2 separate regions of the Homo sapiens genome follow, and region 2 is linked to region 1. A link is a loop called in an ENCODE intact Hi-C map of the cell type or tissue named here. Cell type or tissue: thyroid gland. All regions are shown on one strand. Links, peaks and the distances in the headings refer to the core of each region. The heading gives the core; the rest is flanking DNA.

The links. Hi-C counts contacts between places; a loop is a spot of excess contacts. Peaks named below come from ENCODE experiments on the same cell type or tissue, not always from the same donor. Only the 100,000 strongest peaks of a DNase experiment are listed, where the experiment ranks them.
Region 2: a loop joins it to region 1, with 8 times the contacts of the local background. A loop is called at or near these places in 2 of 110 quality-filtered maps.

What each region holds. Positions count from the first base shown.
Region 1 is chr9:87,068,674-87,085,281 of GRCh38, reverse strand. It overlaps the pseudogene NFYCP2. Among named protein-coding and RNA genes, the nearest start is that of LINC02893, 35 kb to the right of the region's middle. In thyroid gland, for the core only: no CTCF peak of the experiment used is centred there; no DNase peak of the experiment used is centred there.
Region 2 is chr9:86,608,079-86,624,686 of GRCh38, reverse strand. No RefSeq gene overlaps it. Among named protein-coding and RNA genes, the nearest start is that of LINC02834, 92 kb to the left of the region's middle. RefSeq lists an enhancer at 8,706-9,207. In thyroid gland, for the core only: a CTCF peak has its summit at 9,104 (motif pointing left); no DNase peak of the experiment used is centred there; H3K27ac peaks cover 1,418 bases.

The sequences.
Region 1 (16,608 bases), core at 4,654-12,653:
GCTGCGTTCTCCGAGACTCCCGCTTCCCCCCTCACCTCCGCGGTGCCTGAGCCTATGCAGTGCCCGACTCCGCAGGAGCGCCAGGGCGGCTCCTGCTCTTCCTGGACTCCCTGAAGAGGCGTTTGTCGAAATGTCCACAGAAGGAGGATTTGGTGGTACTAGCCGCAGTGATGCCCAGCAAAGCCTAAAGTCCTTCTGGCTTCGGGTCATGGAAGAAATCTGGAATTTAGCAGTGAAAGATTTCTGAATGCAGGAACTCCCACTGGCTCGTATTAAGAAGATTATGAAACTGGATGAAGATGTGAAGATGATCAGTGCAGAGGCCCCTGTGCTCTTTGCCAGGGCAGCCCAGATTTTTTATCACAGAGTTGACTCTTCGAGCCTGGATTCACACAGAGGATAACAACTGCCGGACTTATGTCGCCATGGCAATTACGAAATTTGATCAATTGGATTTTCTCATCGATATTGTTCTAAGAGATGAACTGAAACCTCCAAAGTGTCAGGAGGAGGTGCTGCAGTCTGTAACTCCTGCTGAGCCAGTCCAATACTATTTCACGCTGGCTCAGCAGCCCACCGCCCGTCCAAGTCCAGGGACAGCAGCAAGGCCAGACCACCGCCAGCTCCATGACCACCATGCAGCCTGGGCAGATCATCATCGCACAGCTTCAGCAGGGCCAGACCACGCCCGTGACGACGCAGGTTGGAGAAGGTCAGCAGGTGCAGATTGTCCAGGCCCAGCCACAGGGTCAAGCCCAGTAGGCCCAGAGTGGTACTGGATGGACCGTGCAGGTGATGTAGCAGATCCTCACTAACACAGGAGAGATCCAGCAGATCCCGGTGCAGCTGAAGGCTGGCCAGCTGCAGTGTATCCGCTTAGCCCAGTCTGTATCAGGCACCCACGTTCTGCAGGGACAGATCCAGACACTTGCCACCAGCGCTCAACCGATTACACAGACAGAGGTCCAGCAAAGACAGCAGTAGTTCAGCCAGTTCACAGATGGACAGCAGCTCTACCAGATCCAGCAAGTATCCATACCTGCGGGCCAGGACCTGCCCAGCCCATGTTTTTCCAGTCAGTCAACCAGCCCTCTGATGGGCAGGCCCCCCGGGTGACTGGCGGCTGAGGGCCGGAGCTGGCAAGGCCGAGGACACTCAACACAATTTTTGCCGTACAGCCCCAGGTCATGAACACAGCCTTCTTCCCCAGAGGACCCGGCCGACCTCAGCTCCTCCTGCAGGCTAGGACAATGGCGCACTAGGCCTCATGCCTGGGGGCCGAGATTCTCCAACAGAAAGATGCAATATTTTTTGTTTCCTTTTTTCTCCAAGGAATCAATATTTCAATATGTTGAGCTGTGTGTCCAATGCTATGAAATTAAAATATTAAATCACATATTTGTGGCATTTTCTTGAAGAGTGTGGCTGAAGAAATATTTCTCCTTTTGTTTGTTTTGTTTTGTTTTGTTTCTCACCGCCACTTCTTTTTAGAAGCAAATCTCCCCGTGGGTGTACGATATTTCTTGACCCTTGGAACAGCTGCTGCCCCCAAGATTTGCCATGTTGTTCTACCCTCAGATTGAATTAGGTCAATATGTGTAGCTGCGTTTTCACTAGTGGTCCTCTCCCCATCCCTTGCTCTTACCCCAAAGCTCTGTGTATTTGCATCCAGAGGCCATGGAAATATTCCTTGCATTTAAGAGACAGATTTATTCCCCATGGAGAGTGGGTGGGTTCATTGCCACACTCTTTTCTCCCAGGGACCCAGGACACTAGGACTTTATGTGTTTGCTGCCCTCCTCCCTTTTATTTTTTAAATGCATTAAAAACTGTGCTAGTCCCCTTTCCATGGCCTTCAAACTGCGTGAAATGCAATAAATCTATTTTAGATTAAAAAAATAAATTAATAAGACCTTATCTTACTCAAAAGTTAGCCCTTAGATTTACTAACACAATAAGAGTTGCAAAATAGACATATGGTTTCAGAAACATGCATGTAACTGATTGTTTTTGATTATAAAATTTCTTACTTCCTTAATGATAGGAGTGGAAATGTGGATTTAGCTATCCTGTGGATAGCCACTGCAAAGATGAATTTAGCCCACGGTTTGATGATTGGACTATATTCCTTTCTTTATTCATCTGAACATTTCAACCAGATGGAAGCACTGTGCTAGGTGTTGGGGACAAAATGATGACTAGGCCTATCCCGGCTTTGAGAGTTTCACAGTTAATAATTTCTAAATAATGAAGTAAAGACAAAGAAAGAGAAATCACAGGGCCCCATGAGAGAAAGAGAAGAACATAAAACTTAGCTTGAATGTGAAGAAACGTCAGGAAGGAAGGGATATCCAAGCCGCGTTTTAAAAATCAGCAGAATTTCCAGAAGGTGAATGGAGGGTAAGAGAGTGGGGGCTGAGAAGGTGAGCAAGAGGGAAGATGGAGAGGAAGAGCAAGAATGAGAGCAGGGATATGGCTTGAAAAGGACCTCAAAATGCTGGGTGTTCCTCAAGCACTGCATTAGAGGCCAGCCTGAGAGGGACGTGTGGGGCTGTTGTGCACGTCACGTTTGTTGTCTGTGCTGCATCTTCTCCCCCTTATTCTAGTAATGGCATCTTGGTTTTCTTTGGGGGAATTACTTCTGCTCTAACTTTTTTATGGTTGGGGATAGGGCTCTACCTAACTCAGGGCTCCAAAGATGAGCACATGACCAATGGCTGGCTGCTCAGAACATCCCATCATTTTTGATACTACTAATGGGTTCAACAAGAGGCAAACACTCAATGGATTACAGAGAATGAGTAACACTAGCTGTTGTAACAGTCTCTAAATCTCAATGGCTGGTTTCCCCCTCACAAAAACAAACAAACAAAACATTGTGCACGCTCCTGATCAGGTGGTTCTTCAGTATGGCTTCCTCCAAGTGGTGACTCAGGGATCTAGGCTCATTTCAACTAATGGCGCTGTCACCTGCTGAATGTTCTATGCCCAGACAATGAGTGAAGAAGTGAATGTGGAGTGGGTCCAGGTCTGGAGGAGATGGTCTTTATTTTTACTTACATTTCCCTACCTGGCACTGTGCACATGACCAGACCTAGATGCGAGGAACCTGGGGAATGTGCTTAGCTGTGTGCTCGGGAGGAAAAGGAAACAGTTTGGGGAGCACATTCTATTGAGTGACTCTTCCACACTCAAGTGGGGCTAATAAGAGCCAATGAGCCCAAGTCTTGGGGTCATTCTTTCCTGAAATAAATGGAAAAAGAGTTTTAGGGAGGCAGAGGTGATAAGGAAAAAGTCTGGTGATGTGGTAGAACCATGTCTGGTGCTTTGGTGAGCTTCTGCGCACCGAGTGAGAAGAACTCACCCAAGAAAGAAAGGAACATGAAAAAAAAAGCTAAGAGAAAAAGAGGGTCCAGGGTAAGGCAGGCAAGATGCCTACAGTGCAAATTTAAGAAGGCAAGCCTGTGTACATGGGCTCTGTCTCTCAGGGCCCTGCTAGAGCAGAGTCAGTACTTGCATGACCTGCTGCCTGAAATCTTGCACCCCAGGCACAAAGATTGCCCAGACCTCACCCTGAGACAGAGAAAATCTTGGCAGTATTATTTGAACTCCTGGATCCAGCTGAAACCAGTCCCATGCGCTGGAATTTTCAGCCACATGAACCAATAAACATACTTTTAAGCTAAAGCTTTTTAAGTTAGGTTTTTGTGCCTTGCTACCAACAGAATTCTGATAAATATGCATTAGTACCATAGAGAACCTGTGAAACGTTTTAAGCAGAAGAGTAGCAGAGAGGGGCCAACATAGTTAACCCAATCTACGTGTAGCACATCCTGCCATTCTCACCGAAAACGGGCACTCATCTCACCTCCATGAAGGTTTTTCTCCGCATAAACAGTGTTAATCTTGCCATCAGGATTCGCAACTAAACGCAAATTCAAAAGCTTTCTCTAAATCAAAATAGCCTTTATAAGACTGTATTTGATGCTTTTGACTTTCCTGCTTTTAGCTGAAAGTTTTTGAAGCTGGTACTGCAAGCAAAGGCCTTTCTGTAGCTTTTCTGGCCCCTCCAGGACCAATAAAAACTTAAAATCTTGCAGCAGGAAAATATGCTCCAAGTTAGCACTGAGTCTTAAGGAAGTGAGTAAGTGAAACGAGTGTTTGCTTTTTGGGATTGAATTTGATGCTGGGTAAGAACCAGAAAGTATACATAGTGTATTTGGGGCACTGCCAATGTTAATCCCATAGGTGGCCCCAGTGGGGCAGTGGTGAACGCTACCTTGGAGTCCAGAAATTGAAATAGAATCCACTGTCACTGTAAACTATTTCCTGAGACAGTGATTGTCATTACCAACATTCCCTCTTCTGCTGTTTGTGAATCTCAAGGTTTAGATCAAAGTAACACTGGCAGCAATGGATATAAATAGCACAGTGGGCCATTTTACAGCCACTCTGTGGCCACACAGGGGCTAACTAGGGAGTGGGTAGGCAGGGAATGGTGATGTAATGACTCTCGACTATTACGCAGATCAATTTCTTTTTACACTGAACAGATATGCCCTAGAATATTATGATACACGCTGCCTTCTTATTATCAAATACCAACGTGTTTCTTTCTGTCAATGGTTTCGTAATTTGCAAGAGAGAGAAAGCAGACATTTCCCTTGAAGCTGTTCCTCCTGATAAGTATCCCAGATCATCTCAGGAATTTCCATTTGTCTTATCTTTTCAGCAATACTGCCAGGAAAAATGTCAGACTTTTCATTTAAAGAAGCCAGAAGGTATTTGAGTTCATATAAAAGATGAGCAACATTTTGGTGGGTTTTTCTTTTTTTAATCTCGCCATTAATTTCAGTTGTAGACTGTCCTATAAGTTAAATGGTAATTTTCCTTCAATCTTTTTATTTGGCCACCAAGTAATCTCTGAATAGATTTGAGAATGAACATTAGGAGGCTTGGATCTCCTGTCTTAGGGAAAATCCCTTAAGGGGTCTATTTCTCACGTGCTCCTGCAGTCAAACAGAAATAAAGCCATGTGACATTGTTGCCTGACAGTTTTATTTAAAGGTGAGTCTTCTTAAATTGACATTAACATATATCTTCATATTAGTCCACCTTCATACTGCTGTGAAGAAATACCCGAGACTGGGTTATTTAAAAAGAAAATGAAGTTTAATGGATTCACAGTTCCACATGGCTGAGGAGGCCTCACAATCACGGTGGAAGGCAAAGGAGGAGCAAAGGCATGTCTTACATGGTGGCAGGCAAGAAAGCATGTGGAGGGGAACTGCCCTTTATAAAACCATCAGACCTCATGAGACTTATTTACTGTCATGGGAACAACATGGGAAAAACTTGCCCTCATAATTCAATTACCTCCTACCAGGCCCCTCCCATGACACCTGGGGATTATGGGAGCTACAATTCAAGATGAGATTTGGGTGGGGACACAGTCAAACCATATCAATCTTCTACCCTAAAAATTGCCTATTATAGATTTCCCTTCTTCTTAGACTGTTCCATGAGACTTTTGGAGCTGAGCCACTCTCTCCTTTTAAGAGGAGTCTTTTTGTTCACCAACGTAGATCCAAAAGCTTTTTGCTTTGCATTATTTTTAATCATTATAATTCACCTGGGGATCCCTTGAAATGCTTTAATGAAGACATAATGAGCAGTTATATGCTTAAAAACACTGAACTAGAAGTCTATGCTAAACATAAGGCTCTCTTGTCATTAGTCTAGGTATTTACCTCAGCTTATCTCTTCTTTATTTTACCCAAAATACTACTTGTTCTAATGGAGTCTATCTGCATTCTAGAATCAGAAAGAATTCCTTCTCCTTGACTGCAGTGATCAGGGCTTGGAAGAGCAGACTAGCAAGGATAATGAGCCCATTTTGGGATGCTGTCAAGTAGCGTTCCTTCACACAAATCCCTAACTATTTTGCAAGGTGATTTGGAAAAGAGGTGTTTACCCCATTTGGAATGGCTTTCTTTCTTTTTTTAAACTATCGATATTTTATTTTATTATTTTTTTACTTCTACCTTTTAAGTGCATGTGCAGGTTTGTTATACAGGTAAATGTGTGCCGTGGTGGTTTGCTGCACAGATCATCTCATCACCCAGGTATTAAGCCTAGCATCCACTAGCTATTCTTCCTGATGCTCTCTCTCCTTCCACCCACCCTGCCCTCCGACAGGCCCCAGTGTGTGTTGTTTCCCCCCATGTGTCTATGTGTTCTCATCATTTAGCTTCCACTTATAAGTGAGAACATGCAATATTTGATTTTCTGTTCCTGTGTTAGTTTGCTAAGGATCATGTCCTCCAGCTCCATCCATGTTCTTGCAAAGGACATGATCTCATTCCTTTTTATGGCTGCATAGTATTCCATGGTGCGTATGTACCACATTTGCTTTATCCAGTCTATCACTGATGGACATTTAGGTTGATTCCATGTCTTTGCTATTGTGAATAGTGCTGCAATGAATGTACATGTGCATGTGCCTTTCTGACAGAATGATTTATATTTTGGTGGGTATGTACCCAGTAATGAGATTGCTGAGTTGAATGGTATTTCTGCCTCTAGGTCTTTCAGGAATTCCCATACTGTCTTCCACAGTGGTTGAACTAATTTACCATCCCACCAGCAGTGTAAAAGCATTCCTTTTTCTCCACAACCTCGCCAGTACCTGGTTTTTTTTTTTTTTTGACTCTTTAATATTAATAATGGCCATGCAATGGCTTTCTTCTTTCCTTTGGATTATTTAAAGCCCTCTTGTCTCTTCATATAAGACAGAATTCTAGACTCCTGTCAATCATTCATTCACTGATTTATCAAATATTTATGAAGCTCCTACTATGGGCCATGCCCTATTCTAGGCACGTGGGAAACATTGTTGAACAAAATCAATTAAGTCATCAGCCCTCCTGATGCTTATATTCCTGCTTTGAGTCCACATGGGTCTTGCTTTCTCTGAAATACTCCAACATTCACTGCTGAAAGGAACTGGATTCTTACCTATATACCCTGATGGCTGGTGTCCTAATTGTTTCACAAGTTAGACTTACAGGGTTGTGTTAAACGAACAGGCTTTGGAATCCACTGGCCTGTGTCACATCTCACCTTGATGAGGCACTAGCTTGAGCAAAGACCAGAACTCTCTAGGCCTCATTGTCCTCATTTGGAGGTGGCACAAACAAAACCACCTAGTTCACAGAGATCTGTGAGGATCGTATGAGAGTTCCACACACTGTACTTAGCCCTGTGGCGCACTGAAGTATGCATTTCATATTATTATTTTGTCTTGAATGTGAAACTACGGACTCAAGCAGTCAAGAAATACCTTTAAAATTGCTTCAAACTGACCTCATCCTCCTTCACTGGGCAGGCTAGAAAATTATTTTGAGTCACTCCTGTGACTTCTCCTTCTCTCTATATTTTTAAAAAATCTGAGAAGCTTGTGTTTGGCATTCAGAGGCAGAAAAGGGTCTGTGATTTCCAGACACAAAAGGGTCTGTGTGGCAGATCTCTGCTTTTGGGCCATGCATGAGGCCAAATCTTCAGTGCTTGGGCTCCAGCCTCCCTAGGAGCCCAGTGCCACCACATTACCTCAGAGGCTCTGCAAACTCACTAGGGTGCTTCCAGAGACATGCCTATAGGTCCCTGTTTTGCCAACAACTTTGGAACTTTACCCACTTCCTGGTCTGGGGTAAGCCGGTGCTTCCATCTTTTTGCCCTGAAAGATAAGACTCCTTATAGTCCTTTGTATCAAGGACATCCAGAAAATTTCAATCCATCCAGGCTTTCACAAAGGCAAGAAGAGTTGAATTACCAACCTTAAAAAGCTTCAGGTTCCTACCATAGCACAAACCTCCCTGATGCAAAAGAGTTTACAGGTAGGAAGAGACCTGGAAACAGGCAGGCCAGGGGAGGAAGACTATACTCTACAGACACAATATCCTTTATAAAAATGGATATCTCCATACAATTTCCTACAACATGGAAATATTCTCTGCAGTTGGGACCATGTCTTGTGCTGTTGTGATATTGCTTACATCACCTGACAGACATAGCCATGAACACAGTGAATAGATTTGAAATGCTGGCACAAGGCCTACTCAGTGCATGGGGAGGTCAGGTTGAAATAGTTGAAATGGATGTGACTTACTTCCAGGATTTTGATTTACGAGTCATAGATCCAGGAAACCTCCATGTCCCGCAGTTCACTCCAGATGGCATTCCCTGAAAGGTGTCTGTCTTGGATCTTGTTCATGAAGGGGGAGTTACTAACAAGAGCCAGGAGGACCAGTTCATTTCACAATAAGGTCCTTGTCACCTGGACTCTGAGGCTATTGTTAGCTCTATGTCTTTCTCCCTTTTACTTTTATGCAAATGTTATAAATAAACTATAATACTCATCTTGTGAGGTGCCCAGTTCCATTTCCTGATCCTTGGGACACACAGTGCCAACTCTGATGGTAGCATAGTTCCTATGCTCTTTCAAACTCAGCAGTCATAATTGTTTGTTTCTCTTTGAACAATTTGCATTCAGTCTTAATAGAAAGGTGTCAGACTTTATTTCGGAGAACCATCCAGGAAAAAGCAGAAACACACTCAGAAATATTTGTTCAGAGACAATGGAAAAGCAAAATACATATTATTAAGGGTCTGATGTTTATCAAATGACTTCTCCTTCGGCAAATTATGAAGTGCACAGACTTAAGATCCATTTATGTTTTTCTTTTTCTTTTCCTTTTCCTTTTTTTTTTTTTAAGGCGGAGTTGCGCTCTTGTTGCCCAGACTGGAGTGCAATGGCATGATCTTGGCTCACTGCAACCTCTGCCTCCTGGGTTCAAGTGATTCTCCTGTCTCAGCCTCCTGAGTAGCTGGGATTATAGGTGCTGCCACCACGCCTGGCTAATTTTTCGTATTTTTAGTAGAAACCGGGTTTCACCATGTTGGCCAGGCTGGTCTCAAAGAGCTGACCTCAGGTGATCCACCTGCCTAGGCCTCCCAAAGTGCAGGAATTACAGGCATCAGCCACCGTGCCCAGCCCTGTTTAGGTTTTGAAGTGAATATTTTGGAGAAAAACACATGGAGGAATAAAATTCATTTTGATTATCACTGCAGTGGTAAAGAGCACAGACTCTGTGAGCAGATGGCCATGTTCGAATCCCAGCTCCTGCACTCATTATCCCTGTGACCCTGGGAGAGTTACTTAGCTTCTCCAGGACCCCCCACTTCCTCACACATCAAAATATATATAACAACAGATTTGCAATGAGTATTGTAGGGGTGCTGGCACCCCACTCAACCCCCCTTGGCATGCCTTCTCCCTGTGAACACTTATGTCTTCTTACCCCAGGCTCCCTACCTGTCTTTGCAGGGACTTCCTGGCCACCAAGTCATATTCAACACATGAGTGAGGCAGACCGGAGTGCTAGGAAGTCATGGCCCATGGGAGCAGGACTTCTCACCAACAAAACAAGAAGTGGGTAAGTAAGTGCTGCAGCCTTCTGGACCCTGTGGGGAGCTGGGGGGCAGCACTGAGGCTCTACATCCTCTCTCAGAGGTTCCCAATGGAATGGAGGCCTGGCTGCCCACAGCAGGAACTGTTCATGAACGCACCCTGTACTGGCTTCTATCCCTCCGCACTCTCACCTCTCCAACCTTGCTAGCACTCCTTGGAATCACCTCCCAAGCAAAATTCTGGTCCCTGGGAAACACAATCTAAAACAACTATAGAGTAACATAATGTTATAAAATGCTCTGCACTTTTCACTAAGTCACAGTAAGTATTAGGTAAATATTGGTCAAATGAAAAAAAAAGGCAAAGTATAAGTTATTTTTACCAGCCTGAGATAGTCAAAACATAGGATAACATGCTTTACTGGCTTGGATTTGATGGGAAATCCTGGACCAAGAAAAAGTAATATTTAAGAAAAAGAGTATCTGGTGACATAAGATTAATAATACTTTATTTATTTATTTATTTATTTAGAGACAGGGTCTCTGTCACCCAGGCTGGAGTGCAGTGGCGCCATCTCAGCTCACTGTAGCCTCTGCCTCCTAGGCTCAAGCAATCTTCCTACCTCAGCCTCCCCAGTAGCTAGGACCAAAGGTGTGTGTCACCACGCCTGGCTAATTTTTGTATTTTTAGTAGAGACAGGGTTTTGCCATGTTGCCCAGGCTGGTCTCAAACTCCTGAGCTCAAGTGATCCACCCGCCTTGGCCTCCCAAAGTGCTGGGATTACAGGTGTGAGCCACTGCGCTTGGCCAACTACCATTTTTTTTTTTTGAGTGCCTACTATGTGCAGAACAAAAACTTTAGCAAAGATTATTGGTGAGCCTTAAAATTTTACCTCCAATTTGCCAAATTTCCTAACATTTACATATACACATACAAATTTATACACCCACGTACATACATCTATCTGCATACACACAGCACCCACACTCACGCCATGCTACTCACGCATACACAGACATATTTATGTACATTCATCAATGAGCAATGACTGGAAAGGCCATGGCCAAGGGCAGGATAAATTTCTGTAATAGGCAAGACTGATATTGGGCTGGTATGGTGGAGCCCTAACCTGTATTTAAATACTGCAGTACCCCCACACTGGTTGGTAAGTAATCACTGCCCTTTACATTCAACTATTGCAATACTTACCAACATTTCGTGAGCAGAAAGTGTAATAGTAAATTTTCAGTGTGGAAGTGCTCCAGTCCTAAGTGCAGAAATAATTGGCTTAGATATTCAATTAGAGCAGATTTGTTAGCATTGTCATCATAAAATTCATTTTCAATTGAGCAGCACGATTTTATAAAGTGACCAAGCAACTCTCCATCAAAAGTGGCAATTTTTGTTAAGCATGAGGTCCGATGATCCTAAATGGGAAATATAGTCATAATAATATAATAAAATAAAACAAAATATTTAAAACTACCTTGAAATTGCTAACATTATTTTATGCCCATGTGTTCATGAGTTCCCCATGTATGCATAAGTCAAAATTTAAGAAATATTTAATATAGAACAAACCATGAAAGTATATTTATACAATTAAATTAAACATTAAATAAATCCAAATTAATTAAATCAACTTGATTTAGTTTGAGCAAAATGCCCTCTATTACAGTATTTTTGTTAATTTGAATTTAATTAGCTTTGTAGTTTCATTTGTATTTGATGTGCGAATATGTTTTGAGTTTACAGTTGCATAAGCTTTGCAACTACAGAGGTCACACTTAGGTTTAGGTTTTTACATATTTAAGTGACATTCTAATAAAAATGATTTTTGTCAGGACCAGGGTTCCAGAGCATTTTTCTCCCCTTATAAAGATTTAGTGTCCACTGACTCAAGTTTGGCACTTGCTCAGTGTCTGGGGTGAACCGGCTAACTTTTCTGCGCCTACGTTCCCTCATCTCTAAAACAAAGATGTTCTCTGCTCACCACCCTGCACCCCCGACAACAACAAAACAGACTTTCTGTGGTGTCCCCAAAGCTCCAGCCCTGCTCCTGTCTGGAAAGGTCATGTGGTAAAAGTAACTTGTGTTCTTTTTCCCTTGCCCCTTCGCTGGGGAGACAGGTCGTCTTTATCAGCATTGTGTTTTGTTTGTTTTTGCTTTTAATCTGTGAGCGTTTTTTAAAAAACGAAGTCAGATAATTAATAATAATGTAATCTGTATTTCAAAATTTCTGAGACGATAGATTTTGAACGTTCCCACTAGCTTGAGTTCATCATTCTGTATTGTATACATATTTCAACCACCACATTGTACCCTCTAAATATATACAATTGTTGTTTGTCAATTAAAAAAAAAAGAGTCAGATCTTTAGAATCCCAGAAATGAGCTTCTCACTCAGGCTTGGCTATATCATTTTTGGGGCCCAGTATAAAGTAAAATTGTGGGGGTCCCTGTGCAGAAAGCAGGGAGCAGTGTTAGGAATTAAAATATCAAGCATTTCTCCCCCCATTCCACTCCCTCTTGATCTGCTGTGGTGTTTTATAGTTCCTATTTAGTGTCGCTGCCTGCAGGGCCAGTGCAGACCCTCACAAGCCCACAGAGGCCTTCAAAGCATGAGCGTGTGCATTGGCTGCCATGATCCCCCTCACTTCCCTGGATCAACTTCCCCTGACCCAGGCAGATGGATGACCCCCTAGGTATTGTCACCCCTGTAACATGCAGTCAAGGCAGATGAGAGGCTTACCTCCACCAAGTCACCCCGCCAATGCATCATGATGCTGCTGCCTTGAGACACCTGAAAATCCCAGTGCCTGTGCCTAGGCCCCGACCAGGGCCAGTTGCTGGGTGCGGGCAGGGAGGAGGAGGAGGCCGAGCAGGACCCAGAACTCCAGAGAGTAGGAAGGCCAAGAACATGTCCCGAAGAGGACCCTGTGTAAACCAAATCTCCAAGCCCTCAGCCTCAGTGCCTGCTTCCCTGTCTCATCAAATTTTATTTACAAAACACAAAGCCAAAGATGATATGATTAAGAATATCAAGATGACAACCACAGAATACTAAATTCTAAGGACAACCCTCTTGAGGGCAGGACCCTGTGCAATTGTTCTGGCCTCAGGCCCATGTTCCTGTTTCAAGTTAAGGTAGCCAATAGGCATGCTTATTGTGATGGTCATTTTCCTAATGTGAGGTCTCTCCCTCTAATGACTACGCAGAAATCAGAAAATTCATTGCATGCAACAAAAGGTGTACATCTGAATGGGAGAAAATAGATGGGCTCAAGGAGAGCTATAGGTGGCAGAGCCTAACTCCTAAATGGAGCACCTCAGGGCCCTCCATCACCAGGAAACACCAGGCACACTGATGAATGTGCTAATTGCAGGTCTGGGTGGGCAGTGCATGGAGAGGCAGAGTTGGTGTGGGCTGCGTGGGATGTGGTGCAGGGAGGGTAGGCTTTCCTTCTGCTACACACACAACAGCAGTGTGGCTTGCACAGGAGCTGTCACCCTCCTGACAGCCAGGATTTCCCTTGATGTACCCATCTACGCTGGGCTCTGAATTCATTTTGGTTGTTTTGTTTCCTGCAGGCATTCCGTGGCCAAATGTAAGATGAGAGGTTGAGAATTTCCCAAAATATTCAATTCTGTTTATAACATCTGACTCCTAAAAAGAAAGCCAAATAAGCTGGTGTTATCAACCACCCAACAAGTCAAATTCCTTTTTTTTTTTTTTTTTTTTTTTTTTAAGACAGAGTCTGGGTCTGTCGCCAGGCTGGAGTGTAGTGGTGTGATGTCAGCTCACTGCAACCTCCGCCTCCTGGGTTCAAGCGATTCTCCTGCCTCAGCCTCCCGAGTAGCTGGAACTACAGGTGCATGCTACCATGCCTGGCTAATTTTTGTATTTTTAGTAGGGACAAGGTTTCACCATGCTGGCCAGGCTGGTCTCGAAATCCTGACCTCGTGATCCATCCACCTTGGCCTCCCAAAGAGCTAGGATTACAGGCGTGATCCACAGTGCCTGGCCTCAAATTCCATTTTAATCCAGAATCTTTTCCTATAGTTAAAATTGCATAACTCCAGGACCTAATGCCTGCACAGGGTACACACCCAATAAATATTTGTTGAATGAATGGCTGAGTTATATGGTTTGGCTGTGGTCCCAACCAAATCTTACCTCAAATTGCAATAATCCCCATGTTTCAAGGGTGGGGCCAGGTGGACATAATTGAATCATGGAGGCAGTTTCTCCCATATTGTTTTTGTCATAGTGAATAAGTCTCATGAGATCTGATGGTTATATAAATGGGAGTTCCCCTGCACACTCTTTCTTGCCTGCTGCCATGTAAGATGTGACTTCGCTCCTCATTTGCCTTCTGCCATGATTGTGAGGCCTCCCCAGCCATATGGAACTGTGCATCCATTAAACCTCTTTCCTTTATAAATTACCCATTCTTGGGTAAGTCTTTATTAGCAGCGTGAGAACAGACCAATACACTGAGTAAACGAATGCATTGATTTGGAGTTTTCGTCTTCGCGTTGACACAATTTTTACCCCCTTACAATAACTAGAAAAGGTAGACAGAACAAGTGTTATTTTCCCATTTTACATATGAGGAAATTGAGATTTGGAAGGATTAAGTACCTTGCTCAAAATTACTCAAAGTTATTGGGCTTCCTGTGCTCAAATGTAGGGCTTTTCTGCTGCTACAGGGTACACAACAAAATTCCACCCTGATGGCTGCGCCACCTGCCCTACTTTGCTCACAAGCCACATTTATGGTTATCTTTTAAGTTTTGTCTTACAAATTTTGTCTTTTAAGTTTTATCCCTTTGGTGAACCAGGGCAGACAAATTGCATTTTTGTGGACTCTGTGTTTCATTGGCTAGAGGTGATGATGAGCTATCAACAGTAAAATGCTTTAAGGAAATCATCATCACCATTATCACACACACACACACAAACACTTTTAAGAGACATACTTAGCTGTGGAAGTATCTCTCCATGTTCTTTTGGTACAGAAAACATCCTGTTTTCCAGGGATACACACTTCAGGAGATGGAGGAGTGGACAATCATGCTTAAGTACTTAAATTCTAGGGCTCAATTTGCCAGAATTCCTGTTCTGAACTTTATTCCATATTCCATGAATGACCTTAAGATGTTATTTAGTCTCTCTTGACCTCAGTCTCTCACATGTAAAGTTGAGATCATAAAAATAGAAAACTTGGAAGGGTGTTGTGAGATGGGCTGGTAAAGTGCTTACAGAGTCCCTAACACGTGGCGAGAGAATAACAGGTGTTCTCTTGTTTCTAGGGCAGGCAGAGACTGCATCAAGGAAGGATGAGGCCAAAGCACTCAGACATAGATTTGTTGTGAAGAATTCCCCTTACATATACATCATTGCACATCTCTGTGCATGTCGTCAGATTAAATCCCACTGTCCAGCTGGCTAAAAAATAAATTAAACATATTAACCCAATTAAATAAAGGTACGAACTTCCGTATTTGCAAGTGCATCTCAATACTTCTCTATTTTGTATAAGATTCAGCCATAGGGCACGGAATTTGCCCCTAAATCTCAAAACATTAGTCATTTTGTGTTTCTTTTATCTTTCTCTTTATTTCTTTCCTTCTTTCTTTCAAAACTTAAAGTTGTTTTCTGGCTGTTTGAAAGACAGTTTCAGAAAATAAAGCTGAGATTGAAAAAAATCCTTATGTTGTTTGTTGCTAAATTCATCCCTAACTGTGACTGGGGCTCCCATTTAAAATGAAATGACTCAGGACAATTTCTACTGGAAAATGAATTACTCCAGGCTTATGTTTCCTTAAATGTAAGCGTGTGAGGCAATCTCTTTCTACAGCTTCTAAATGAACAGCTGCCTTGAACTTTCTCATAATCAACCACACGAAGCTCTCATCCTTTGCTTAGTTCCTCCTTCAAGATGAATCAGGGAAGGGAAAGATGAAACGGGCTGGTGGGGAAGCATCCCAGCAATCTTCAGACAAGTGGAATTGAAGGAACACTTTCAGATCCTCTCCCAAAGCCTGGCTGCAGCCAGAAGTGTGAGCTTATTACCACAACAATATTACCACAACAGTGAACTCCCCATGCCAGCTCAGTTCTCATGGTGGCTTTACAGTGTACATGCCCATTTGCTCATTTCTGCTGTGTGGAAAACAAAACTATCCAAATGTGTGACTTCAGTCACACATTGCTTTTCTTTTGAGATAAAACCTGCTAATGGGTATCTAGGTATAGGTGTCCATTTGATTAATGCTAAGCTTCTGAATAGCAGAAAAGACTAAGAAATCCAAGGAGAGAACAAATCAAGATAAAAGGATATTTTGTGATTCACTCACTTAACGAATATTGAGAACCTTCTGTCTTCCAGACACTGTGCTAGGCTTTGGGAATGGAGACATGAACAAGACAGATGTGAAAACTGCCTTTTGGGGCACTTAGGTTAATGTGGGTAGACAGACATAAACATATCTTTTAGGAAATATATTTTAGGGGCTTATATGTCAAAACAAGCAAGCAAACCACAGCCAGTGCATTTTAGCAGCTTGGTCTTCTTATCTGTGTTGTCATGCTGTGATTACTGGGAATTACCTCAAACCTGAGACTGTTTCTTCATCAGTAAAATGGGAATGATTCTACTTACAGGTTTGTGGTGAGGCTCAGATGAAATGACTGCTCTCTTAAAAGCATTAAGTTTGATTTTCAAATTTTGATAAGATCAATTTTTATTGAGCTGCAATTTTGTATCATGCAATACACTAAAGCACTTCAATAGACAACATCTCACTCAGACTTCATGAGACAACTCCATACAGTTGGCAGAGGCACCAAATGGATGAGCTTAATACTAAGAACTGGTTTCATAGGAACTTATTGCCTTTGCTGGAATACAAGATTCAAATAAACTAATGTGGAATAGGCCCCAATGAAATCAAACGGTTAACTTTTTCATTCTCAGATCCACTAAAAACTGGTTGTTACTTCTTTAATTCTTACTCTCCTTAAGTAGCCAAAATTAGGTTGGAATTAAACCAGTTCTGATTTGGGGATTTCTCTTTTAATACAAATGATGATCCCCTTTGCCTCATACTTGAATGCCTAGGAGTCAACTAAG
Region 2 (16,608 bases), core at 5,066-13,065, 460 kb after region 1:
AAAAAGAATGCAAGAAAAAAAAAAGGAGAGAGGGAGGGTGGGGTGGAAGGGGGAAAGATGAGGAAGACAGAGAAAGGGAGGGAGGGAGCAGGAAAGAAAGGAAATTATACAAGGATGAAAGAGAGAGACTAAACTTCTGCCAGGGAAGCTGAAAATGCATTAATTAAAGCTTCAAGTAACTTCTGAAAATGGTTCCTTTCCATTCAAATGTAAACTTAGTCATAAAGAAACATGTTAAATCTCACATGTCAGGCCCAAACAAATTTCCTAGTTATTAGGAATTCAACCAGAGCTCTTATTATCTCAATAGTTTATATTTAATTTCCAATTTGTTTTTCTTCTTTTACAACAGATCCAGGTATCACATATAACATGTGCTGATTTTTCTGTTCCTCTGAATATTTTCAATGGCCTTACTGTTCTCCAAGACCAATAAAACCAGTGGTGTGATGTTCCTCCCTTTGGAGTAGGATTCTGTATTAGAAATATAAATCCAATACAGTTATTAAAGAGAGACTATGAAACTTAAGAAAAAGGCTCACACTTCTAATTAGGCAAATGTGGCCTGCAAGTTTAAATGTTTTTTGAGCTCAGCAGTGTTTGTAAAAATATAAGAATCTTAAAACAATCTTCCTTTCAAATGAATAGTGGGAAGTAATAAAATGGTCTTCATAACATGATGTTAAGTAAAATTCTAAATGCATTCAGGAATTTTATATATAACCTTTAAAATAACTAACCTTTATAAAGTGAATTTATGGGAAAATATCGGCTAAGTTTATCTTCTTAAGTAATACCTGTATATGTACAAAAGCATAAAAAACTCAGCAATCCACAAAGTTCCAAGAAAGAAACAACTCACTTCAAACCGTGACAGCCAGAAATAAGCAATGGTAAGAGTCTACGAATATTGTTTTTACGGAATCTCTCCAAACCAACAGAAGAAGAATTAATACGTTAGATTTGATAGAGATATCTATAAACGGATAAAGATAGACACAAAAATGATTTCATTAAAATAAAATTATGTAATAGTTATCCTTTAAAAATACTTGATCTTATTTTAGGTGCATTTACAAAGATAAAAGAAACTGAAGTAAAAGTGAGGAAATTGCAGAATTTCAGATAAATGTTTCTTTCTTTGCCATCTGAGATCCAGAAAGAAATTTAAGTCATTATCAGCCTGGAGTCATCATCTGTGGCTGCCAGTTTTAAAAAAATACATATTTTATTTTTAAATAGTTTGGATTGATTCCCCACTAAAAAAGATGAGACCCAGGCTGGGCATGGTGGCTCACACCTGTAATCCCAGCACTTTGGGAGGCTCAGGTAGGTGGATCACTTGAGGTCAGGAATTCGAGACCAGCCTGGCCAACATGGTGAAACCCTGTCTCTACTAAAAATACAAAAATTAGCTGGGCGTGGTAGTGGGTGCCTGTAATCCCAGCTACTCAGGATGCTGAGGCAGGAGAATTGCTTGAACCCGGAAGGTGAGGTTGCAGTGAGTGGAGATTGTGCCACTGCACTCTAGCCTGAGTGAAAAAGTGAGACTGTGTCTCAAAAAAAAAAAAAAAAAAAAAAATTTGAGACCCTCTTTTACTTCCTCCTACCTCCAATCTCCCTCCCAATTTTTGTTGCTTTATATTATTTCTATTTCGTCAGAGTTTGAGACCTTTACATAAATCATAATTCCCCCATTCATTTCTTCTTAGATGTATATTTGAATGGAATCCACACTCACAACTAGTCTTTCTACTACCATCTGTCCATGCTTGACTTCTTCATCTTGATTCATTCCTTGCCCCAGATTATATATATATATATATTTTTTTTCTTTTTTTTTTTACATAGGCAAACACTTTTTTTGTAAAATATATTAGAAAGCTTCCAGTTTAGTGTGAACAATGGAAGTTGGGTAGTTGTAATTGTGCGTTTAGTGAGAGTTAGGGAAAACATAATCTGCTTAGGCACGTCGGACTTTAAAACACTGGAGACGTAATTTGTGAGAGGACTTGATGTGCCTCCTAAGGGAAACCATGCGAAAACTTCAGGGGCTGACAGGAGAGGCCTCTAAGACAGGGTTAAGGCTCCAGATCAGGGTGTGGGGAGATGCCGGCCTCATCCAGTCTTTTAGAAGGGCCCAGTTAGGTAGCAAATGCCTCTGGAAGTCAGAACGGTCTGAGAGTCTGTCTTGATACATTTATTATTGAGAGGCGAGGACTATTTTTTAGGGGTGATCTGTCGCCTCGCCATGCCACTTCTGTTTAGATGTTTAAAAGTTACCCCAGGCTGGGCGTGGTGTGGAGGTTCACGTCTGTAATCCTAGCACTTTGGGAGGCCAAGGTGGGTGGATCTCCTGAGACCAGCCTAGCCAACATGGTGAAACCTCATCTCTACTAAAAATACAAAAATTAGCCAGGCATGGTGGTGGGCGCCTGTAATTCCAGCTACTTGGGAGACTGAGACAGGAGAATTGCTTGAACCAGGAAGCGGGGGTTGCAGTGAGCCGAGATGGCATCATTGTACTCCAGCCTGGGCAACAGAGCAAAAACTCCATCTCAAAAATAAATAAATTAATTAATTAATGAATTTAATTTAATTAAATAACCCCAAACTCAGCCTATCAAAACTTGAAGATACCACAAAAATTCATACCCACAAGGATAGTTATAATTTCAAAATAGGGGAATAAGAGTGTTGGCAAAGACGTAGAAAAATTGGAAGCTTTGTACATTGCTGGTAGGGGTGTAAAATGGTGCTGCTTCTGTGGAAAACAATTTGGTGGTTCCTCAAAAAGTTAAACTTACAACCCAGCAATTCCACCACTAGATATATTCCCAACACAAGAGTGGATAAACAAACTGCAGCACATACATACACTGAAATATTATTCACTTTCAAAAAAGGAATGAAGTACTCATTTATATTACGACATAGATGACCTATTGTACGATTTCCCTACCATGTGGCTCTCCTCTGTCTTTCCTAGTTAAGTGAGGAGGCGTCCTCGTCTCCTTCATTGCACAGGTCAGACATGTTCTCTCCCTTACTTTTATATCCTGTATCCAATTCATATTCATCTTTCTCCACTGTCAACATCCTAATCGGCATTATTTCTTAGGGTGATAAGTGAGGGCCCCTTTTCAGTCCATTGTCCAAAATACAGAAATGTACCTGTAAAACAGCACTTGCATGACCAAATGGCCTCATGCAGTTTTTGAATTATTATGACTATTTTACTCCAAAAAGGGATATTTCTCAGTTTTCCATATAAGAGAGTCATATGAGCAGAAAAGCAGATTTAGCAAACTTTTTTTTGTAAAGGGACAGATAGGAATTGTTTCGGCTTCACAGACCACACAATCTCTGTTGCAACAACTCACCCCTGCCATTGACAGCAGTGAAAAGCAGCCATGGATAATATGGAAATCAGTGAATGCAGCTATGTCTCAATAAAACTCTATTCATAGAAATGGGGGGTGGACATTAAAAGAAAAATTAATACCAATCTTTCTCAAACTCATCTAAAAAAATAGAAAAGGGGTGAACACTTCCTAACTCATTCTATGAGGCCAGCAAGGCCCTAGTATCCAGAATATATAAAGAACTCTTTCAACTAAACAACAAAAAGACAACCCAAATAAAATAGGGCAAAGACTTGAATAGATATTTCTTCAAAGAAAATGTAAAAATGACCAACAAGCACATGAAAAGATGCTCAATCTCATTAGTCATTAGGGAAATGCAAATCAAAATCACAGTGAGACACCACTTCACACCCACTAGGATGGTTATAACTTGTAAAAAGGGGGAAAAGGAGGAAGCCAGGTGTGGTGCTGCCTGCCTAGTCCTAGCTACTCAGGAGGCTGAGGAAGGAAGATCACTTGACACCTGGAGTTTGAGGCCAACCTGAGCAATATAGCAAGACCCTGCCTCTAAATATATACATACATATATATATATTATATATATATATATATATATTTTTTAAGCTGGGCCCATATGGTGGCATGCACCTGTAGTCCCAGCTACTCAGGAGACTGAGGCAGGAGAATCATTTGAGCCCAGTTGGAGGCTGCCTTGAGCTATAATCACACCAGTTGTTTGTAGGAATGTAAAATGATGCAGCTGTGGTGGGAAACAGTTTGACAGTTCCTCTAAAAGCTGAACAGACAACTCAGCATTTCCACCACTAGATATATACCCAAAATAACTGATAACGGGGTCTCAAATAAATAGCAAATAGTGTTCATAGCAACACTATTTACAATAGAAAAGGGGTGGGAACAAACTCAAACGCCCATCAACAAAAGAATGGATAAACAAATTGTGGCATATACCTATAATGAAATATTATTCAGTTATGAAAAAGCAGTGAAGTACTCACTCATACTACAACATGAATAACCTCAAAGACATTATGCTACTTGAAACGGGCCATCCACAAAAGATCACATGGTGTGTGCTTCTATTGGTATGAAATACACAGAATAGGTAAAATCCATAGAGATAAAAAGTAGATTGGTGGCTAAGAGGGGCTGGGGAAAGAGGGGAATGGAGAGTAACCACTTAACAGCTTAGGAGTTTCCTTTCGGGGCAATGAAAATGTTTTGAAAGTCAATAGAGGTGGTGATTGCATGATGTTGTGAATGTACTAATTGCCACCGAGTTGTTCACTCTAAAATGGTTAATTTTATGTTATATAAATTTCATCTCAATAAATTTAAAGAAAAATTTAAATTTACAAAAACAGGGGTAGGTCGCATTTGGCTTAGGGTCCCTAAGTTGCTAAGTCCTGATCTAGACTGGTTAAGGAGTTCACCACTAGCTCTAACAGCGCCTTTCTCGCTGACCCTGGGACTAACAGTTCTACCTACCCCAGGCCTCTTCTTCTCCAGGAAGCCATTCTTGAACCTTCTACCCTGACCCTGCCTGGTATAGTTAGTTGTCCATCCAGTAGGGACTCCTCCAGCCATGTCACCATTATCTCTGTATGTCTTCATTTCTTCTATTGAACTTTGGGCTTTCAGAAAGCATAGACTGGATTTCATTCCTCTTTCCAGCTCCAGTGCCCTTTCAGTGCCTGACACATAATAGGCACCCGGTAAGTGTTGTGTAATGAACAGATAAATGAATAAATAATTATCAGAGACATCTGACCTTTCTGGCTGTTGGTTTGTTCACATGTAAAGTGAAGAAAATAATGCCTTATTTTTCCTTCACAGGGGTTAATTGTATAATTGTGCCATTCCGTCCTTATATGAACCTAAACATAGCCATGATTAGATATTATGTGGTTAACCTCAGTTTTCATTAAAATATGTAATTAGTGATAACAGAAATAAGCAGGTTGTCAGAAGAAATTACTGTATTTTTCAGTTGGGTCTAGCATATCTGATTTCTTCCCCTTTGTTTGCTTAAATTTTTCTTCACATTTTCCAAGTATAAAATTGTGGCTCATGCCTATAATCCCAGCACTTTGGGAGGCTGAGGCTGGTGGATCACTTGAGGCCAGGGGTTCAAGACCAGCCTGGCCAACATGGTAAAACCCCATCTCTACAAGAATACAAAAATTAGCTAAGTGTGGTGGTGTGCACATGTAGTCCCAGCTACTTGGGAGGCTGAGGCATGAGAACTGCTTGAACCCGAGAGGCAGAGGTTGCAGTGAGCTGAGATCATGCCACTGCACTCCAGCCTGGACATCACAGTGAGACCCTGTCTCCAAAAAAAAAAAAAAAAGTAAACATATTCAGAAAAATATTGAAAGTTAATATTTATCCCATCTTTCCCTATGCCTCATCTTATTACTCATAAGTTATTCTTTTAATAATTTGTTTTTAATCCCCCATAACTATGAATATGAATTTATATCTCTATTTTTATTTATAAACTATAATATTAAATATTAAAGATCAGAAAAGAAAAATAAGGAAGGACAATACGCATAAAACAAGTCTGTCCTGGGAAAACTGGTATTTTCACCCAAATTGTAACCCCATCTTGACCCCCCTAGATTGTACATCTAAGGATAACAACTTTATTCAGTTCTGCGCATCTCCAGAACTCCTACCATGGTGTGTTGTATAAAGTAGCTGATACTACTTGTAGAATGAATAAATTCAAGCTTGTTCTCTACCCTCTAAAATTAAAACAAAAAGTAGAAGAAGATTTAGTCTGCACTGCCTCCATCTCTCCTCAAACGTCCTCAGCAGAGTTGCTGGGAATAAAAGAGTGAGTAAGAAGACATGCCCCTCCCCTCAGGGAACCCCCATTCTTAGTTGGGGAGAAAGACAAACAAGTGTAAATTGTAATTCAATCCTATAAAAAGAATCAAGAAGCTGAAAACAAAACCAAAGCATGTGAAAATATGAAGGAGCTGGCCAGGTGAAAAGTGGAGGTTATTCTGGGGATTAAATAAAATAATGTATGTGAAAGCACTGTGTAAACTCTAATATGTCATACCAACTCCAGGTCTTGCCATTGCTGCTGTTAGCAAAACTCTGAGAGAAATTCTATCTTCTTTTTCCTGCTGGAGTTGGTAGTGGCCAGAAATGCTATGGCACTCTTTCCAAAAAGGTTTTCTTTTTCCATTGGAATAAATGGCCCAAGGAGCCAGTACTGTAACAGATGCCCAGGTCACACCTATTATAACTTTCTTTGAAGAAAGGTCCAAAGCAAAAAAAGGCATTGCCATTTTTTCTTTTTTCTTCTTATTTTATTTATGTATTTATTTATTTTGAGGTAAGATCTCTCTCTGTCGCCCAGGCTGGAGTGTAGTGGCTCACTACAGCCTCGGCCTCCCAAACTCAAGCGAGCCCCCCGCCTCAGCCTCCTGAGTAGCTGGGACTACAGGCACACACCTTCACATGCAACTAATTTTGTTTTTTTTTTTTTTGTAGAGATGGGGTTTCGCCATGTTGCCCAGGCTGGTCTTGAACTCCCAGGCCCAAGCGATCCTCCTGCCTCGGCCTCCCAAAGTGCTTTACAAAGGGATTACAGGCGTGAGCCACCACGCCTGGGCCATTATTAAGCTGAATTCATAACTAAGCACTTAATCTTTCCACGTTCAATGCAATTACAGTTTCATGTGACCACAGAGCTGGTGGAACCTAGGACTACACACAGCACTCACATACACAGGCACACACACATGCTCACATAGACACATACAACTAGAGAGTTCTCGAATTCTCACTGAGCTGATGCACAGAGCAGGAGACAGAGAAATCAGTCCATGAATCCAAGTATGAAAATCCAGAAAGTAACATTTAAAGGAAAACAGAAGAAAATACACATTTCAAGAAAGGCTTAAGCCTTTCTGGAAAGAGGAGAGAGATGCATTTTTTAGAGTGCTGAGCAGCTGCAAATACTTGTCTATCTTGAATCAGCCAACCATGATTCTTACAATCAGCCCCAACATGTAGTGCAGAGAGAGCAGGGTTTGTCATGAAGATCTTCAAAGACCTTCAATGCAGAGGACTTTGGTAACAGCGTCAGTTCCCTATCTTCCTAGTAAACAGCACTCCCATCCACCAAGTGTCCAAGCCAGAAACCTAGGAGATGTTCTCAACTCGTCCATTCCTTCATTCCCTTCTCTCACTCAGTCACCATGTTCTCATACCTCCTTAATCTCTCCTAAAGGTATCAATTTGTGGGCACTCCCCTTGCTACTGTTAGAGTTCAGTGCAATTCTCTCTCAGTTAGACCTGTTACAAAAGCCTCCTCACTGGTCCTTTTCACTTTGACTTTACCCATTCCAGCGTGTGTTCCTTATTCTACATTCAATGTGTTTTCTGAAACACAAATCTGAGATTTACAACATAATGGTTAAGAACTCGGGCTCCAGGTCAGAATGCCTGGGTTCAATTCCACACACCACCACTTACCAGCTCTGTGACTTTGATCAAGTTACTTCTTGTTATATGCTGAGTTGCGACTGCATTTGGAGATGGGGTCTTTAAAGAGGTAGTTAAGTTAAAATGAAGTCATTAGTGTAGACCTTAATCCAATCTGACTGGTGTCTTTATGAGAAGAGGAGGTCAGGGCACAAACAGGTGCAGGGGAAAGACCACGTGAAGACATAAGAAAAAGACAGCCATCTGCAATCCAAGGGCAGAGACCAGGAGAAACCAGCTCTGCCGTCACCTTGATCTTGGACTTCTGGCCTCCAGAATTGTTAGAAAATAATTTTTTGGGACAGGCGCAGCGGCTCACGCCTGAATCCTAACACTTTGAGAGGCCAAGGCGGGCAGATCACTTGAAGTCAGGAGTTCAAAACCAGCCTGGCCAACATGGTGAAACCCTGTCTCTACTAAAAATACAAAAAATTAGCCAGGCATGGTGGCAGATGCCTGTAATCCCAGCGACTCGGGAGGCTGAGGTAGGAGAATCACTTGAACCTGGGAGGTGGAAGTTGCAGCAAGCCGAGGTCATGCCACTACACTCCAGCCTGAGCGACAGAGCAAGACTCTGTCTCAAAAAATAATAATAAATAATAATAATAATAATTTTTTTGTTGCTTAAGCCACCCAGTCTGTAGTACTTTATTCTGGCAGCCTCAGCAAGCTAATAGACTCTACTCTCTAAAGCCCATCTTTGCATGGCAAAATGGAAATAATAATAGTATCTCTCTCAGAGAATTGTTGGGAGAATCAACTGCAATACTGTGTATGTTACACCTAGAACATTGTCTAACACATAAGTCATACAAAGGAGCAATGAAAAAGATAGTGATGATGACGATGCTACCTCCTTACCTAAAATTCTTCATTGGCTCCACATTGCCCAAAAAAAGAAAGTCCAAACTTATTAGCACGCTCCACGGCACTAAATGACCCAGACAGTGCATGCCCCTCAGCTCACCTCTTGCATGTGCTACAGCCATTCCAAACTGCTTAGAGTTTCCAGAGCACCTGCTGTCCCATTGTCCCAGGCTTTCTGATGCCTCCCTTTCTTCCTAACAGCCTTTTCCTACAGCATTGCTTACTCTCATCTTCAGAACAACTGCTCAGCTAGGATGTCATCTCCTCAAGGATCTCTCTGTGCTCACTTCTGCCCCCTGCTGAAATAAGAGCCCACAACACCCTGTCATTAATTTTATTTTACCACCTATCACTCTGTATGATAGTTGCATATGTCCTATCAGACTTTTCCAAAGGACCTTCTATTCCTTCAGCGATTACGCCTGATTCATTATTGAATCCCCAGTGTAGATCCTAACATGTGCCATGAACTAACTCATGAAATATTTGTGGAAGGAATGAATGATTCTGACCCTATGTCATCAGCCATGCTTTCAGTGGGGGCCTTGCCTGCTCGTTCCCACAGCACACTCAATGAGAATCTCACAAGGCATGACAATGCATGCTCAGGTGCCAGAATTCAGGACTAAGTCTCTGGTAGATAACTGTGTGTTTCAAAATCATTGCAAGAGGATACAAAGGAATGTATTATATTTGACAGGAAAAACCCTGGTGTGCAAACAATACATCTATGTAAGCTGCAAAAGAATGATTGTAAGCTTTTTTGAAAAAGAGGATGAGATGTGTTCAGTAACTCTGAGGAATTTGTTATTTACAAGCACGTTGCTGGTATTTTGGCCATCAGGCATTTCTCTCAAATGAAATGCCAAGAATGTGCCTGAGAACAACAGATGCCTTTCATTTGGAGGCCCAGCTCTGCTCCTGACAGAAAGTGTGTCCCCATAAGGTACACCCTGCTTGCCCCAAACATGCTGGCCCAGAAGGCATTACCCGTCCCCCCCTCTCATTTCCTCCGTGCTAGCAGTACCAGCCCCTGTGAGGAAGACTCAGAGGTCAGTCGACACCCAGCCATTCCCCCACATACATGCTGACTAAACTATCCTGAGTAAACCAGTCGAGGCCTTATAGCCCCCCAAAACATTTGCATGATGATGTTACTTTTTAAATTCAGTATCAGCCTGGGTGTGGTAGCTCATGCCTGTAATCCCAGCACTTTGGGAGGACGAGGTGGGAGGATCACTTGAGGTCAGGAGCTCGAGACCAGCCTGACCAACATGGCAAAACCCTGTCTTTACTAAAAATACAAAAATTAGCTGGGCGTGGTGGTGCATGCCTGTAATCCCACCTACTCGGGAGGCTGAGGCAGGAGAATCATTTGAACCTGGAAGACAGAGGTTGCAGTGAGCCAAGATTGCACCACTGCACTCCAGCCTGGGTTACAGAGTAAGACTCTGTGTCTAAATAAATAAATAAATAAATTCAGCATCAGGAATTTTGAACTGACGGGCTTTCTCTCACTGATATGTTTCCATTTATGTCTTAATTGCCAAGACTTTGAGACTCGCATTGAATATCTAATCACAATGACTATGTTAGCCGATGCCTTAGGTCTGTTTCCTTCCTCACTTCTGTATGATATTGAATTGTCCAGTTTTACTCTAATTATGCTGGCAGAGGGCATGGGTCTGGGCTCTGAAGTCAGACTACCTAGGTTTGGATCCCGGCTCTGCCCCTCATCAGCCGTGTAAACTTGGGGAAGCTAATTAACCTTTCTGTGCCTCAGTCTCCTTATCTGTAAAATGGGGACAGTTAAATGAGTTAATACACATAAACAGAAAACACAGATATGAAGATATAGAAACGTATGTAAAAAATAGAACAGTGACTGGTACAAAGTCATTGCTACGGCAGAATTTTTTATATGTAGTTATTAATATAAGTTGCTTGAATATCTTTGGGAAGCAGTTTAAGTATAAATTATAAATATATGATAATATTAGTAAAACATATTTGCTTTAGGAATGTATAGCTTGTAATTTTTCTGATTGGTACAGAGTCATTGCTACAACAGAATTTTTTTATATATAGTTATTAATATAAATTGCTTCAAATATCTTTGGGAAGCAGTTTGAGTATAAATTGTAAATATATGATATTAGTAAAACATATTTGCTCTAGGAATGCTTAGCCTGTAATTTTTCTTTTTGATAACACAATTGACAGAACAAATTTGATTCAGGACCTCATGGTGTATGCACACACACATACACACACACACAAACACACACGCTGTATTTACCTTGAAAACAAAACTACAGCAATATTCTAATCCTAAATGTGAGTTTTTTGTATTTGGAATTCTGTGATTTGAATTGCTGCAAAATCTATGTCTACTGGACCACTGCCACTTCTTACATTTTACTGTGTTTGAATAATTTGGGTCTCAAAGGAGAATCATGGTTTAAAAAGCCAAATAAAGAGAATAATGTGTTAATAAGCTTATCTTTATTGGAGGGGTAGCCCTTTAAACTAAACATGAGCTCAGACATCAGACCGTGCTGGCAAAAGGTCACAGATCCTGATGTCTATTTTAAAAACTACTTTCCATACCTACCTACCTGGCAACAAAAATGTCAAAACAGTTCACAGACAATTAAAAACTTTTTTTGTTCTGGAAGTGTTTGATTCAAATTTCATTTCAGGGATAATGTACTATCTGGCTCTGGAGGCCTTGCCCAGGGAAACAGTGGTGAATGTGATGAGCCCAGGTTCTCCTTAGAGAAATGAGCCACCAAGAGGGTGGCCTTGGCAGGTAAATAGGTAATTATCATGCTGTGTGGAATCTCACCTTCTTGTGCTGGAAGCAAGAGAAAAGATACGTGAGCTCAGGTAGGATACCTAACTTCAAGCCACAATACACATTTCCAATATTAGCTACGGTTTGCAGAGAACTCACATTTCATGCTGTATCTGCCAGTCACAGAAACCTAGGTGAGAACAAAAACAAACCTATTAGCCACTTTTAAATGGCTGAGTTCATATTTTCAGTGAAAACACTTGGGATTGGCAATGACCACTAAATCACCTATTGCTCTGCTTCCCCCACAACTCTCAAAACATTTTTACACCCTTGGTGCTCATACCTTTGTTTACATTGTTTTCATTATGACTACTGATCGAGTAAGAAATATTTATTGAGCACCAACTCTTTGTGGTAGAAATTATAGCATATCCAGAAGTAAAGCCATAGCAAACTTAGCTTTTGCAAGACTTAAGATACTAAATACTATACTTTAAAAAAAAAGTGTAGGATGATACAAACAGAAGCACTCAGGTCTACAATTCAGACTTACCCAGCATGCACTGGCATGGGGGTAAGGTTTGAAATGACCCATGAAAGCTAGAGAATAAATGGACGTGTAAGGGATGGAAAGTGTTGCTGCGTGAGAAAGGCAGGGCAAAGGAGCTGGTAGGTAGACATAGAAGAGCAAATAGCAAAGATCTGAAGTTGGGAATGAGCTTGTCATCTTTGTACAAAATCAGGAAATCAGGCTAGAGTTGGGGCCTATACACAGGTGGGGTCAGATGAGAACCCACGCTCCCCCCAACATACCTCTCTCTTTGATGTGTCTGTGCTTGCACACATGCTGCTCAACTGTCTCCACTGTCTCCACCACCACACTGCACACAACTCAACTAATTGATGTCCTCAAATAATAGAAACCCATTTTCTAGGCTGGACGTGGTGGCTCATGCCTGTAATCTCAGCACTTCTGGAGGCCGAGGTGGGCGGATCACGAGGTCAAGAGATCAAGACCACCCTGGCTAACACGGTGAAACACTGTCTCTACTAAAAATACAAAAAACTAGAGCCAAGATGGCCGAATAGGAACAGCTCCGGTCTACAGCTCCCAGCGTGAGCGACGCAGAAGACGGTGATTTCTGCATTTCCATCCGAGGTACCGGGTTCATCTCACTAGGGAGTGCCAGACAGTGGGCGCAGGTCAGTGGGCGCGCACACCGTGCGCGAGCGGAAGCAGGGCAAGGCATTGCCTCACTCGGGAAGCGCAAGGGGTCAGGGAGTTCCCTTTCCGAGTCAAAGAAAGGGGTGACGGACGGCACCTGGAAAATTGGGTCACTCCCACCCGAATACTGCACTTTTCCGACGGGCTTAAAAAACGGCGCACAACGAGATTATATCCCGCACGTGGCTCAGAGGGTCCTACGCCCATGGAGTCTCGCTGATTGCTAGCACAGCAGTCTGAGATCAAACTGCAAGGCGGCAGCGAGGCTGGGGGAGGGGCACCCGCCATTGCCCAGGCTTGCTTAGGTAAACAAAGCAGCCGGGAAGCTCGAACTGGGTGGAGCCCACCACAGCTCAAGGAGGCCTGCCTGCCTCTGTAGGCTCCACCTCTGGGGGCAGGGCACAGACAAACAAAAAGACAGCAGTAACCTTTGCAGACTTAAATGTTCCTGTCTGACAGCTTTGAAGAGAGCATTGGTCCTCCCAGCACGCAGCTGGAGATCTGAGAATGGGCAGACTGCCTCCTCAAGAGGGTCCCTGACCCCTAACCCCCGAGGAGCCTAACTGGGAGGCACCCCCCAGCAGGGGCACACTAACACCTCACACGGCAGGGTATTCCATCAGACCTGCAGCTGAGGGTCCTGTCTGTTAGAATGAAAACTAACAAACAGAAAGGACATCCACACCAAAAACTCATCTGTACATCACCATCATCAAAGACCAAAAGTAGATAAAACCACAAAGATGGGGAAAAAACAGAACAGAAAAACTGGAAACTCTAAAAAGCAGAGCACCTCTCCTCCTCCAAAGGAACGCAGTTCCTCACTAGCAATGGAACAAACCTGGATGGAGAATGACTTTGACGAGCTGAGAGAAGAAGGCTTCAGACGATCAAATTACTCTGAGCTATGGGAGGACATTCAAACCAAAGGCAAAGAAGTTGAAAACTTTGAAAAAAATTTAGAAGAATGTATAACTAGAATAACCAATACAGAGAAGTGCTTAAAGGAGCTGATGGAGCTGAAAACCAAGGCTCAAGAACTACGTGAAGAATGCAGAAGCCTCAGGAGCCGATACGATCAACTGGAAGAAAGGGTATCAGCGATGGAAGATGAAATGAAAGAAATGAAGCGAGAAGGGAAGTTTAGAAAAAAAAGAATAAAAAGAAATGAGCAAAGCCTCCAAGAAATATGGGACTACGTGAAAAGACCAAATCTACGTCTGATTGGTGTACCTGAAAGTGATGGGGAGAATGGAACCAAGTTGGAAAACACTCTGCAGGTTATTATCCAGGAGAACTTCCCCAATCTAGCAAGGCAGGCCAACGTTCAGATTCAGGAAATACAGAGAACGCCACAAAGATACTCCTCAAGAAGAGCAACTCCAAGACACATAATTGTCAGATTCACCAAAGTTGAAATGAAGGAAAAAATGTTAAGGGCAGCCAGAGAGAAAGGTCAGGTTACCCACAAAGGGAAGCCCATCAGACTAACAGCGGATCTCTCACCAGAAACCCTACAAGCCAGAAGAGAGTGGGGGCCAATATTCAACATTCTTAAAGAAAAGAATTTTCAACCCAGAATTTCGTATCCAGCCAAACTAAGCTTCATAAGCAAAGGAGAAATAAAGTACTTTACAGACAAGCAAATGCTGAGAGATTTTGTCACCACCAGGCCTTCCCTAAAAGAGCTCCTGAAGGAAGCGCTAAACATGGAAAGGAACAACCGGTACCAGCTGCTGCAAAATCATGCCAAAATGTAAAGACCATCAAGACTAGGAAGAAACTGCATCAACTAACGAGCAAAATAACCAGCTAGCATCATAATGACAGAATCAAATTCACACATAACAATATTAACTTTAAATGTAAATGGACTAAATGCTCCAATTAAAAGACACAGACTGGCAAATTGGATAAAGAGTCAAGACCCATCAGTGTGCTGTATTCAGGAAACCCATCTCACGTACAGAGACACACATAGGCTCAAAATAAAAGGATGGAGGAAGATCTACCAAGCAAATGGAAAACAAAAAAAGGCAGGGGTTGCAATCCTAGTCTCTGATGAAACAGACTTTAAACCAACAAAGATCAAAAGAGACAAAGAAGGCCATTACATAATGGTAAAGGGATCAATTCAACAAGAAGAGCTAACTATCCTAAATATATATGCACCCAATACAGGAGCACCAAGATTCCTAAAGCAAGTCCTGAGTGACCTACAAAGAGACTTAGACTCCCACACATTAATAATGTGAGACTTTAACACCCCACTGTCAACATTAGACAGATCAACGAGACAGAAAGTCAACAAGGATACCCAGGAATTGAACTCAGCTCTGCACCAAGCGGACCTAATAGACATCTACAGAACTCTCCACCCCAAATCAACAGAATATACATTTTTTTCAGCACCACGCCACACCTATTCCAAAATTGACCACATACTTGGAAGTAAAGCTCTCCTCAGCAAATGTAAAAGAACAGAAATTATAACAAACTATCTCTCAGACCACAGTGCAATCAAACTAGAACTCAGGATTAAGAATCTCATTCAAAACCGCTCAACTACATGGAAACTGAACAACCTGCTCCTGAATGACTACTGGGTACATAACAAAATGAAGGCAGAAATAAAGATGTTCTTTGAAACCAACGAGAACAAAGACACAACATACCAGAATCTCTGGGACGCATTCAAAGCAGTGTGTAGAGGGAAATTTATAGCACTAAATGCCCACAAGAGAAAGCAGGAAAGATCCAAAATTGACACCCTAACATCACAATTAAAAGAACTAGAAAAGCAAGAGCAAACACATTCAAAAGCTAGCAGAAGGCAAGAAATAACTAAAATCAGAGCAGAACTGAAGGAAATAGAGACACAAAAAACCCTTCAAAAAATCAATGAATCCAGGAGCTGGTTTTTTGAAAGGATCAACAAAATAGATAGACCACTAGCAAGACTAATAAAGAAAAAAAGAGAGAAGAATCAAATAGACGCAATAAAAAATGATAAAGGGGATATCACCACCGATCCCACAGAAATACAAACTACCATAAGAGAATACTATAAACACCTCTACGCAAATAAACTAGAAAATCTAGAAGAAATGGATAAATTCCTCGACACATACACTCTCCCAAGACTAAACCAGAAAGAAGTTGAATCTCTGAATAGACCAATAACAGGATCTGAAATTGTGGCAATAATCAATAGCTTACCAACCAAAAAGAGTCCAGGACCAGATGGATTCACAGCTGAATTCTACCAGAGGTACAAGGAGGAACTGGTACCATTCCTTCTGAAACTATTCCAATCAATAGAAAAAGAGGGAGTCCTCCCTAACTCTTTTTATGAGGCCAGCATCATTCTGATACCAAAGCCAGGCAGAGACACAACAAAAAAAGAGAATTTTAGACCAATATCCTTGATGAACATTGATGCAAAAATCCTCAATAAAATACTGGCAAAACGAATCCAGCAGCACATCAAAAAGCTTATTCACCATGATCAAGTGGGCTTCATCCCTGGGATGCAAGGCTGGTTCAATATACACAAATCAATAAATGTAATCGAGCATATAAACAGAGCCAAAGACAAAAACCACATGATTATCTCAATAGATGCAGAAAAAGCCTTTGACAAAATTCAACAATCCTTCATGCTAAAAACTCTCAATAAATTAGGTATTGATGGGACGTATTTCAAAATAATAAGAGCTATCTGTGACAAAACCACAGCCAATATCATACTGAATGGGCAAAAACTGGAAGCATTCCCTTTGAAAACTGGCACAAGACAGGGATGCCCTCTCTCACCACTC